Regions from separate parts of the Homo sapiens genome. Here all the other regions are linked to region 1. The links are chromatin contacts, found by Hi-C in ENCODE. All regions are on one chromosome and are shown on one strand. Each heading gives the region's core, a stretch centred on a gene start or an enhancer-like site at or near the end of the contact. The rest is flanking DNA. Distances are from core to core; before and after follow the strand shown.

Region 1 (3,765 bases), core at 246-2,745:
ATTGGAATGTTCAATGACAAAAGGCAATGATAAAATATTTTCAGTTATTAAAGATGACCTGATAATTGCTTCATGGATGATCATGTATGTCAAATTACTATGGTATTAGGATCCATCAAATACATTTAAAAGAGTGCTCTATCAATTTTTTCTGAAAATATCTATGTTTACATTTTGTAGATTCTTGACATGTACAAGAGCTTTATGTTTTAATGTTAAGTTAAAAATGGGCAAGGGAATGCAGAGCTTTTCAAAATTCTTCTGGTGAGTACATAATCAAAAATGTGTAAGGCCTGCAAATTATTTTCAATAATCTCAGGAGTGAGTTGAAAATGGCTTAGAAAGTCTTGATTGAAGCAGACTCAAATGTGGATTAAAATCTCCATATGATAAATACACTTAGTCTTTCTGAAATAATTCCAACTGGAACTTCAGCTGCTATGGACAGCCAAGTCCACCTAAACAAGAGGATGCCTCAGCTCAGTCCAATTGCGTGCAGAATGCACTGGATGCTGTTTCCACAGAACGATGAAGTCTCCAATAATCTTTATGGGCTCTGTCTCTGGTTGGTAATTGTCTTTGATCTACTGGAAGATAGAAAATCAGATGAGCTCTCCAAATCCATCTGTTACCCTGGTACGGATGGCTCTCAGATAAAGTTGCTTAAATTTACTGCTTAGAGAACGTTGAGGGAAATATGGCAGTGCAATTAGACTCAAAGATGTCAGGTTTCCCTGAGAATGGCACTGCAACTCAGAAACCTGCCCTGTGAGATCAAAGGCTATAAAGGAGGGATTTTTTTAAGTAGCCAACTCCACCCTACTTATTAAAAAAAAAAAAAAAACAACTCACCAAACCAAACAAAAGTATTTCCATACAGAAAATTTACCAAGCCATTTCAATCTTTAAAATGGTAAAATAAACTGCAAAGGAGAACTGCATGATTTTTTTCACATACCCCTACATTTCCTTTCACCTCTTACTTTCTTGATCAGAACAAAAAGTAAAAATAAATAGAAATATTTCACAAAGTTTCGATTTTTTTTTTTTTAAATGCTGGACTTCTGCAGCTATAGTAGAAGATTGAAAAACCTAACCTTTTTACGTGTAAAGTGTATGGCGGATGGAGGGTGGAGAACAGGGCATATTGACCTTTTCCAGGCAGGCTAAGCAATGATCGTCCTCTCTATATGGGTTGTTATCAAGATTTCCTCTGACCCACGAGCAATGAAGCAAATGTCTTTCAGTAAATGCCGCGAAGATATGCCACGGTTAAGAGTCATGCTTTTGGGTCATGGAAATCCCCGAGTGGGTTTGCCAGGCCACTGATTAAGAGGAAGTGTGTGTGGTTATTACCGCTGGAGTTCCCCTAAGTCCTAAAAGGAAAGCACCAGTGCACATGCAAACCACTGGGAGGAGTGCGGAACGCCTGGTACAGATAGGGGTGGGGATTTGGGTGACGCATTTAAAAGACAGCGTGAGACTCGCGCCCTCCGGCACGGAAAAGGCCAGGCGACAGGTGTCGCTTGAAAAGACTGGGCTTGTCCTTGCTGGTGCATGCGTCGTCGGCCTCTGGGCAGCAGGTGGGCAAGGAAGGCTGGTGTGTGTGTGTGTGTGTGTGCGTGTGTGTGTGTGTATGTGTGCGCGCGCGCGCGCCTCCCCTGGTGTAAGAGATGTGCCAGCGGCTGGCCGAGGGGCGCTTAGGGCTAGAGCCCGGGGCGCTGCAGAGGTTGAGAGTCAGTGGGTGGGGCGCAGTTATCAAACACCAGGGCCCAAAAGCAGGCTCTAGATAGGTTCCAGGTGCTCAATTTCTATTTCACGTTTGGAGTGAGCCAGTGGAATTGTGAAGTTGTGGCATTTTGATTCGGTTGCCAAGAGTTATCACTGGGCCTTTGCAGGTGCCAAATAAATTTCAGGACAGAGCCTAAGGCAGAGCTCTGGCACAGGAAGGAAGTAAAACGTTTAATGAGCAAATGGACGCATGTTTCCAAGCGGTGGTAGGAAGACAGCAGTTTTTGGTTGTCTTCCTGGTGATCAGCATGGAAACCTAGTAGTGCTCTTACTCTGATCAATACATTGTCGAAGGCATGTACCTGATGCTAACGTAACAATAATATTAAATATTGACTTTATTTGCTATTATTTATTGCTAACATTAAGTACTGCTACCTGCTATGTGCTAGGTTTGTCTCTGAAGACTTTACATGTATTTTTCACGTTTAATTATCATAATCTTAAGAAGCAGGTACCATAATTATCTCCATTTGACAATGAGGAAACTGAGGCTCTTGGAGATTTACTTGTGCAAGGTCATGCTTCTGGTTACCGGACTGCTTGGTATTGGGCACCCCCGATGTCTGACTCCAAAGCCTGATACTAATCAATCACTGAGCTGACTCTGTGGTCATTAATATAAAATTGATAGAAGTACTGTGGTCACTCAGGTCTCAGTCATTTACTTCTTCAACGGGAAGTCTTCGTGTCTACCCCATATACCAAGCTCTGCAGATGCTATGAGTGGGAGGGCAGGTACAGAGATGAAACATATTAATAGTTGCCATTCTAAAAGAGCTTACTGTCTAGCGGGAGGCAGAAAGAAAAGGCACACTTGCCCTCCAGTGTCAGAAAAATGGATGTGCTGCATGCCCAAAGGGTAGGGATGCCCAACAGCCCTGGGACTGGGGAGGTTGCCTTCTTGGTAGGTTAAATGAATGAGTCAGAAGAGGAGAGGCTGGGGACTGAGCCAATCTGAGAAGGAACCACTAGAAATGAAAGAAGAATCCCAAGAGCTTGGTATCAGAGAAGCCCAGGGAATGGGACATTTCTAAGAGGAAGTGTGTCCCAGTGTCAGATGCAAACATTTCCATTGGTTTTAGCAAAAAAGCCATTGGTGTTATTAACACCGAAAGCAGTTTTAAGTGATGCTGACTTAATGAGTAAATGGGAGAGGGAAAATGGAGACATTAACCATACACACATGTCCAGTTTGCTTGGCTGTGAAGAGAAGGGGTGATACAGGGTAGTTGCTAGAGTGGAAAGTGTGGTTGAAAGAGGATTTTTTTTTTTTTTTTTTGAGACAGAGTCTCACTCTGTCACCCAGGCTGGAGTGCAGTGGTGCAGTCTCGGCTTACTGCAACCTCCACCTCCCGGGTTCAAGCGATTCTCCTGCCTCAGCCTCCTGAGCAGCTGGGACTACAGGTGCATGCCACCACACCCGGCTAATTTTTTGTATTTTTTTTAGTAGAGACGGGGTTTCACCGTGTTAGCCAGGATGGTCTCAGTCTCCTGACCTCGTGATCCACTCGCCTCAGCCTCCTGAAGTGCTGGGATTACAGGCATGAGCCACCACACCCGGCCGAAAGAGAATTTTAAAAATTTCTTTCATTTGAAAGTTGAGATAGATTTAAGCATGGTTATGTGAAAGGAAAAAGGCCAGTCGAGAGTGACAGGAATGAGAGTTGAAGCAATGAGGGGATGGGATTAAGAACAAGATTTCTGAGGCAGTAGGACAGTGTAGGATCCCATAAGGGGGCAAGTCTTTAACTGAGACAGCAAGTAGGTTGTGAGCCAAAACGGCTTGGATATGAGAACGTGAGAAGGTTCCTGCTCAATGATGTCTCTTTTCTTTGAGAAACAGAAGGCAAAGTAATTGACTGAAAATGAGATGGAGTGCAGTGGAGAAATTTGAGGAAGGTGTTGAAGGTTTAGAAGAGGTGCATAGGGCATGGGCTAGGGAGCTGAGCCTATTGCTAAGGGATGGCAGAG
Region 2 (3,493 bases), core at 988-3,487, 5.5 Mb after region 1:
AGCCTGGCGTGGTGGTATACATCTGTAATCCCAGCTACTTCGGAGGCTGAGGCAGGATAATCGCTTGAACCCGAAAGGTTGAGGTTGCAGTTAGCTGAGATAGAGCCTCTGCACTCAGGCCTGGGTGACAGAATGAGACTCTGTCAGGAAGGAAGGTGACAGAATGAGACTCCGTCAGGAGGGAGGGAGGGAGGGAGAGAAAAGAGGGAGGGAGACTGGAGCACAGAGAAGTTAAGTGACTTGTCCAAGAAGGGAGGGAGGGAGGGAGAGAGGGAGACCGGAGCACAGAGAAGTGACTTGTCCAGGAAGGAAGGAAGGAAGGCAGGAAGGAAGGAAGGGAGGGAGGGAAGGAAGGAAGGGAGGGAGGGAGGGAGGGAAAAGAGGGAAGGAGACTGGAGCACAGAGAAGTTAAGTGACTTGTCCAAGAAGGAAGGGAGGGAGGGAGACTGAAGCACAGAGAAGTGACTTGTCCAGGAAGGAAGGAAGGCAGGAAGGAAGGGAGGGGCGGAGGGAGGGAACTGGAGCACAGAGAACTGATTTGTCCAAGGTCACCCAGCAGAAGGAAGGGAGGAAGGAAGGGAGGAAGGAAGGGAGGGAGGGAGACTGGAGCACAGAGAAGTTAAGTGACTTGTCCAAGACGGACGGACACGGACGGAAGGAAGGAACAAAGAAGGAGGGAGGGAGGGAGGGAGGGAACTGGAGTACAGATAACTGACTTGTGGAAGGAAGGACGGAAGGAAGGAGAGAGGGAACGAAGGAAGGAGAGAGGGAAGGAAGGAAGGAAGGAGAGAGAGGGAAGGAAGGAAGGAGAGAGGGAGAGAGGGAGGGAAGGGAGGGAACTGGAGCACAGAGAACTGACTTGTCCAAGGTCACCCAGCCAGGATTTGAGTCCAGAATGTGAGTGCCCTTAGCCATTACACTGAATTGCCTCCCAGCTGAGAACTTTTAACAAATGTATCAGGACATACACAACTGGATGCTACAAGGTGGTTTTCGGCCAACTTTCCCCTTTAAACACATGCATCAATTTCAAACTATTTATATGATAAAAAATGCTTACACCTTTATCGATCTCGTTTTTAAAATGGTATGGCTTTTCAGGACTATCTTTCACAATCGTTAAAGGGAAATTCGCTTTGTTAATATGAAAAAAAAATCAAATATCTGTTTCATGAGTTGTCAGTGGCCAACGCTGTTTAGACTACGGCTTGAACGCATCACCCCTTAAAGATCATCTTGTGGCCTTGGGCAAATTGCTTAGCCTTCTTTGTTTCTCCAGCGGCAAAGTGGATATAACAATAGTACCATCTCCTAAAGTGGTGAGGATTAGCTGATATTATCCATATAAATTGTTATGCACAGTACCTGACACAGAGCGAGTGCCCAATAAATGTCTTTCACTATTTAGGTCCTGGGTTCTCTCATTTCCAGAGTGCAAGTCCTCCAGCAACCACAGAAACGCTTTCTAGAGTCGCTGCCCACTCCTTAAAAACATTTGTCCCTACTTCGCACAGAGCATAGTGATACCACAAACAGGCTTCCCTGGACCCCAGCCCTGGGGGTGGCTATATCACCTCGCTCAGGCCCAGGAAGAGAGAGCCGGCTCTGGTCTCCCACCCGGCAGCAGCACAAAACTTAACCAGGATTTCTCACTTCGGTCAACTCTTGAATCACCGCGCCCAGTCTGGCTGGCTCGGCAGCAGATGGAATGAGGGCGCCGGCGCCAGGAAGTGGCGCTCACCCACCTGCCCAGCCCGAGGTGGGCACTCCTCCTTCACAGCATCCCCGGGGACCTCGTCCCTCCACCGCGGAACGCCCCAGAGGACCGACCTAATAGTGCCACAGGGTGGGTTTCCCCCCAAATCCTCCAAAATACATCGCCACGATTTCGAAACGGGAGCCGAGGGAGACGCACCAAGTGCTTCCCGACGCCAGGTGAAGCGCACCATACCTGGTGTGCGTGTTGAGCCCCGAACCGAAGTCCGTGCGGCCGCCACCTCTGCCTCCCTGCTGGGGGCCTCAGAGAGTGTGCTCCTTGTCCACGTGCGCGCAGGGCCCGCAGCCGCCCCCACGCCCCAGCGGAGCTGCAGCACGCCCCTTCCACTCACCAGGTGAAGAGTTTGCCTTTTATCCTGCGCAGCAGGCTGGAGAACTCGGCCGCCGCTCCCTCCGCGAGGGGCTCTGGGGCGCCGGGGCCCGCTGGCGAGTCTGCCTCCATCGGCGCCCTTGCGCGTCTCCGGCGCCCAAAACCCCCGAAGTGCCGGGTCCCGGAAGACGGGAGGCGGTGCCTGTGCGGCCGGCTGGGGCTCCGCTCTGGCCCTGCGCTCCCTCCCTCGCTCGCTTGCTCGCGTCCCTCTCGCTCCTCCGCTCGGCTCCTTCAGCGACCAATCATTAACTGTCAAGCCCTAAGGGCCAGACAATACATTTGCAGATTACAACCTGGCACCTCCAGGGTGGCAGGAGGAGAAAGGGCAATTTTTTTTTCGTCTTGGCAGCCGAGCCTTATTGTTGAGCGGCACCCAGTGTGCCTTCAGGTTTTTAGGGTTCCTTGTTTGAAATCACAAGATACAGTGACACGAGGTTATTGTAGGTGATTCCTAAGCTAAGAAGCGGTGAGTGAGCAGTGAGTTAGAAGCAGTGAGTGAGCCGGGACTCTCCTAACTGGAAGGACTGGCTGACCCCTCCTCTTCCCTCCCACTCTCCCTCCCTCTGGCTGATTTGTACAAAATCGCTTCATTAAAATAACTGAAGGCTGGCAGGGCGCGTTGGCTCACACCTGTAATCCCAACGCTTTGGGAGGCCGAGACGGGTGGATCACCTGAGGTCAGGAGTTCGAGACCAGACTGGGAAATATGGTGAAACCCCGTCTCTACTAAAAATACAAAAATTAGCCGGGCGTGGTGACGGGTGCCTGTAGTCCCAGCTACTCGAGAGGCTGAGGCAGGAGAATCGCTTGAACCCAGGAGGCGGCGGTTGTGAGCCAAGATCGCGCCTTTGCACTCCAGCCTGGGCAACAGAGGGAGACGTCGTCTTAAAAAAAAAAAAAAAAAAAAAAAAAACCTGAAGGCGCTTCAGGTCTGTGTCGCTTTTCCCTGCAAAACATGGGTAAGATCCTAAAAAGATCTTGGAAACGTGCCTTTGTGGCGTGGATGGAGGCGTGGCTCATTCCTCGCGGTGTGTTGGTTTTGTCTTTCAGTATTCAGTTGTCTCCGCCGTGCCAGGGAGAGAGACGGTGCCAACCCCCGGCGCTCGGCTTGGATGCCCTGCCCTGGCCACGCCTTCCGAGGCTTCCACGGGCTAAAGAGGGATTAAGAGACACTAAGCTGGGGTCGAAAAGTTCCTGTCACTGACCCCCTGCTTCCGGAAAGGAGGAGATCCAGAAAACAAAAGAAAAGGTGTTGGGACCTTTTATTTTTTCCTGGCCACCTGCTTTGGGGGTTGGGGTGGGTCAAAATAAACGTAGGTTCAAATAGACAGGCTGTGCAGACGAGCT
Region 3 (3,777 bases), core at 217-2,716, 8.5 Mb before region 1:
TACGTTAATGGATAATATGAAAACCTTAACAACTAACCTTTCAGATCCAACACATCTTTAAACAACTGGCTAAGCAGCTAGTTTTGATCTTGAAGACTTGGTGGCAAAAGCTTTGCTTATTCTAGGAATCATAATCATTTGTTGTTGTCTTGTTTTTGTCTGCACTATTAGACTGCCACTGCGCCTGGCTATTAATCAGATTTTAAAATAAAGTTAAAAAAAATTTTTAAACAAATTTACACGAAAAGCAAGTACAGTGGTTCTCGAACATGATTGGGCGACAGACTGTACAGCTTGCCAGAAATAGGTTTCTCTCATGAAAATTCAACCCCCTCCACACACGGCCATCTACTTTCTTCTTCAGCAGGGACTGACACCAGGGCAACCGTATTTTCCTAAATACCTTAGGAAAGTAGTTCAAAACCTAGATATATCTTGGTCAGAACAAAACCTGGCAAACACTCATGATAAACGGTATATATAATTCCTTAAACGAAATATAGAGGTTTGTAATATAAAATAATCCATCTTTGTCTGTGGAATTCCTACTAATGAAATACGTTCTTGGAGACCCAAAGACTGAAGTTATACCACTTCTTCTTAATCTTTTAAATATTATTTGCAGGCCAGGCATGGTGACACGCTCCTATAGTCCCAGCTCCTCAGGAGGCTAAGGCAGGAGCATCGTTGGAGCCCAGGAGCTCCAGGCTGTAGCGTGCTGACAGCACTTGTGAATAACCTCTGCACTCAGCCTGGGCAACATAGTGGGACCCCATCACTAATAAAAAAGCGAGATCAACATTATTTATTCTGTTACTCGGGCATAAAATAAATATTAAGCACTTACTACATGCCAGAGTCTATTATGTCTGCTGCAGATATTGGCTGTCATAGAGTTATAACTAACAGGAAACCAAATAATTACGTAGTATAATTTTAAGTGGTGATAAGCACGATTGTTTCCCCCAAGCCATGCCCTTAATTTCTAACTCTTCAGATAGTGTTTCTTTAAAAAATTTCTTGCTAATTTAAAATAACTTTTGTTTTGAGGCAGGATCCCACTCTGTTGCTTAGGCTGGAATGCAGCGGTGAGATCTCGGCTCACTGCAGCCTCCATCTCCAGGGCTCAAGCCATTCTCCCGCCTCAGCCACCCGCGTAGCTGGACCACAGGCGCGCGCCACCAGATCTCAGTTCTCTCAACAGGACTCTCATTGCTAAGATCCAAGGATCCATTAATTTCCTTTTCCTTAACTCTTCTAGCCTCTGCAGCTTTCTTTCCTCATCCACTTTTTAAACAAACGCAGGCTTAAAAAGCAAGGAATATACCCGCCACACTCTCGGCTCCCAAACCGCTCTTTCCCTCCCTCTGCCGGCCACGCCTCTTATAGGCCCGGAAGTTTACCCCACCCTGCACCGTGATTCACCGGAAGCGCTCTAGGGAACCCTGGAGCTTCCGCGCCTGCCCAGTTTTGCTCCGAAAGACTTACCGAGGAGGGAGCTTGCGGTGCGTTCTGGGAAAGTTGCTGGGCCAGCTCCTTTGTTTCCAGTCTGAGCGTTGCGTTCGGTTTCCCGAGGGTCTTCTGAGGCACCGCGGCTGCGGGCTTCTGAGTTCCCGGCTCTCCGCAGGGAAGCCTCCTCTTCGTACCTCGTTTTTTGGCTCGTGGGGGGTCCTCCCACCGCTGGCCGACGCAGCCAGCATGTCCGGGGTGCGCGCAGTGCGGATCAGCATCGAATCGGCCTGCGAGAAGCAGGTCCATGAGGTGGGCCTGGATGGCACCGAGACGTACCTGCCCCCGCTGTCCATGTCGCAGAATCTGGCGCGTCTGGCCCAGCGGATAGACTTCAGCCAGGGTTCGGGCTCCGAGGAGGAGGAGGCGGCGGGGACCGAGGGCGACGCGCAGGAGTGGCCGGGCGCCGGGTCCAGCGCAGACCAGGACGACGAGGAAGGTAAGGCCTGCATCCGCTGCCCGAGTCCCCCGGTCTGGGTCCCAGCACCCGCGCGGGCCTCCGCCTCTCCCGCGATGGGGGTGATCTTGTGCGTGCGAGAACTTTTGAGTGTCCCTCTAGCGGAAGCGTAAGGATACTTGGTCGTCATCTTTTTGTTGCTGCCGGACAAGGTAGGACACGACTTTACGTAATACTCCTGCGGGTCTCCTTGAATGGCAGCGTTTAGAGACACTGTCAAACCGTGAAATGTTTAAATGAATGCTTCTCTGTAGAGGGCCTTTAATGTAGCACACTTAGTGGCTAAAAGAGCCCTAGATCGGGGCTCTGCCCCTTGCCGGCTGTGTGACCTTGGGCGAGTTACTTTGCATCCTTGTGCGGTGTGAATGATGATAGTAGCACCTGCAGAAAAGAGGTCTGTTTTGACTGAAATGTGTGACGAGGTCCAAGAGGTAGGCGGGTCCAGATCATGTAGAACCCAGTAGGCCGGGATAAGCGTTTGACTAGTGTTAAGACCACTGAAAGCTTTTGCAGGATAAGTAGAGATGGTTTTGTTAAAGTTTACTCTAGATGCTTTCTAATAAATGAATTATAGGGAAAGCAAAACTGGAAGGGAGGAGACTAGGAGGGAAGTGAAGAAATAATGAGTGGGTTTCAGATTCTCATTATTGTCAAGGATTTTTGAAAAAAAAATCAAAATTCTTAATTTAGTTATGCAGCACACCCAGTGTAAATGGGAATTTAAAGATGTCATTTCAGGGCAGTGCTGTTAGGATTATTAGGGGTCTATTTGCAAAAAAAGGTAAATACTACTTTATACCTCACACAAAAATTATTTCCACAGTAATTTTTGAGGATTGAAGTGCCAAATGAAGAAAGTAAAACAAAGTGTTAGAAGAAATAATGAAAGAATAGTTGTATTATTCTGGGAGTCGGATAGATCTTCTTAATTTCGGAAATAACAGGACAGGCATGGTGGCTCACACCTGTAGTTCCAACATTTTTGGAGGCCAAGGTGGAAGGATCACTTGAGCCCAGACTTCAAGACCAGCCTGAGCAACATAGGGAGCTCCTGCCTCTACAAATTAAAAAAATTAGCTGGGCGTGGTGGTGCACGTCTGTGGTCCCAGCTACTGGGGAGGCTGAGGGAGGAGGATGGATTCAGCCAGTGAGATCAAGGCTGCAGTGAGCTATGATTGTGCCACCGCACTCCAGCCTGGGTAACAGAACAAGACTCTAACATCCACACACACAACCACACACCTACCTACCTTACAAAGTATAGATATATTACTTACATAAAATTTAAAAATAATGGGAAAAGATGCCATAAGCAAAGTAAAAAGATAAATGACAGACTGGGAGAAGTTCTACACATATAACACAAATTTAGTTGATATCTTCTCTATTCAAAAAGTCCCTTCAGACTGAAAAGAAAATAATGACACTTTGGAAAAATAGGCCAAAGGTATCTGAAGGCTCATAGAGGAGAGACTTCAGATACCAATAAACAGAACATAGACTCAATCTCATTACTAGGGACTGGGAAATTAAAACATGATTAAGATACTCTTTCCATGCACAAAATTGACAGAAATTGAAAAGATTGTTAATATTCAGGGTTAGGAATGTGAACTGGTAGTGATTCTGAAAGACAATTTGGCAGTTTAATATGTGCCAACATTTAATTTTAACTTTTTTTGGTTTGTTTTGTTTTTTTTTTTGAGATGGAGTCTTGCTCTGTCGGCCAGGCTGGAGTGCAGTGGTGCAATCTCGGCTCACTGCAACCCCTGCCTCCTGGATTCAAAACGATTCTCCCACTTCAGCTTCCC

What was found. Hi-C counts contacts between places; a loop is a spot of excess contacts on that map. Pooled maps may share reads with other maps.
Region 2: a loop to region 1 is called in a pooled map, with 8 times the contacts of the local background. The contact joins the promoter of SLC35F2 here to the promoter of BIRC3 in region 1. A Hi-C loop is called at or near these places in 2 of 37 single-sample maps with no recorded cell type and 4 of 50 pooled maps.
Region 3: a loop to region 1 is called in a pooled map, with 5 times the contacts of the local background. The contact joins the promoter of MED17 here to the promoter of BIRC3 in region 1. A Hi-C loop is called at or near these places in 2 of 50 pooled maps.

Annotation. Positions count from the first base shown.
Region 1 is chr11:102,315,989-102,319,753 of GRCh38, forward strand. It overlaps BIRC3 (baculoviral IAP repeat containing 3), which reads left to right and starts at 1,496. Exons shown (of 9, transcript NM_001165.5): 1 at 1,496-1,583. LOC124902739 (a long non-coding RNA gene) reads right to left here and starts at 1,255. Exons shown (of 2, transcript XR_007062864.1): 1 at 1,098-1,255; 2 at 1-584. RefSeq lists enhancers at 943-2,142, 1,047-1,116, 1,127-1,486, 2,288-2,487, 2,748-2,797 and 1 more.
Region 2 is chr11:107,856,550-107,860,042 of GRCh38, forward strand. It overlaps SLC35F2 (solute carrier family 35 member F2), which reads right to left and starts at 2,238. Exons shown (of 8, transcript NM_017515.5): 1 at 2,109-2,238. The coding sequence starts at 2,218. It overlaps LOC124902746 (a long non-coding RNA gene), which reads left to right and starts at 2,681. Exons shown (of 2, transcript XR_007062876.1): 1 at 2,681-3,105; 2 at 3,197-3,493. RefSeq lists an enhancer at 1,764-1,833 and a silencer at 2,054-2,363.
Region 3 is chr11:93,782,816-93,786,592 of GRCh38, forward strand. MED17 (mediator complex subunit 17) reads left to right here and starts at 1,467. Exons shown (of 12, transcript NM_004268.5): 1 at 1,467-1,948. The coding sequence starts at 1,699. RefSeq lists enhancers at 1,288-1,582, 1,524-1,743, 3,752-3,777 and silencers at 1,874-2,003, 2,005-2,199.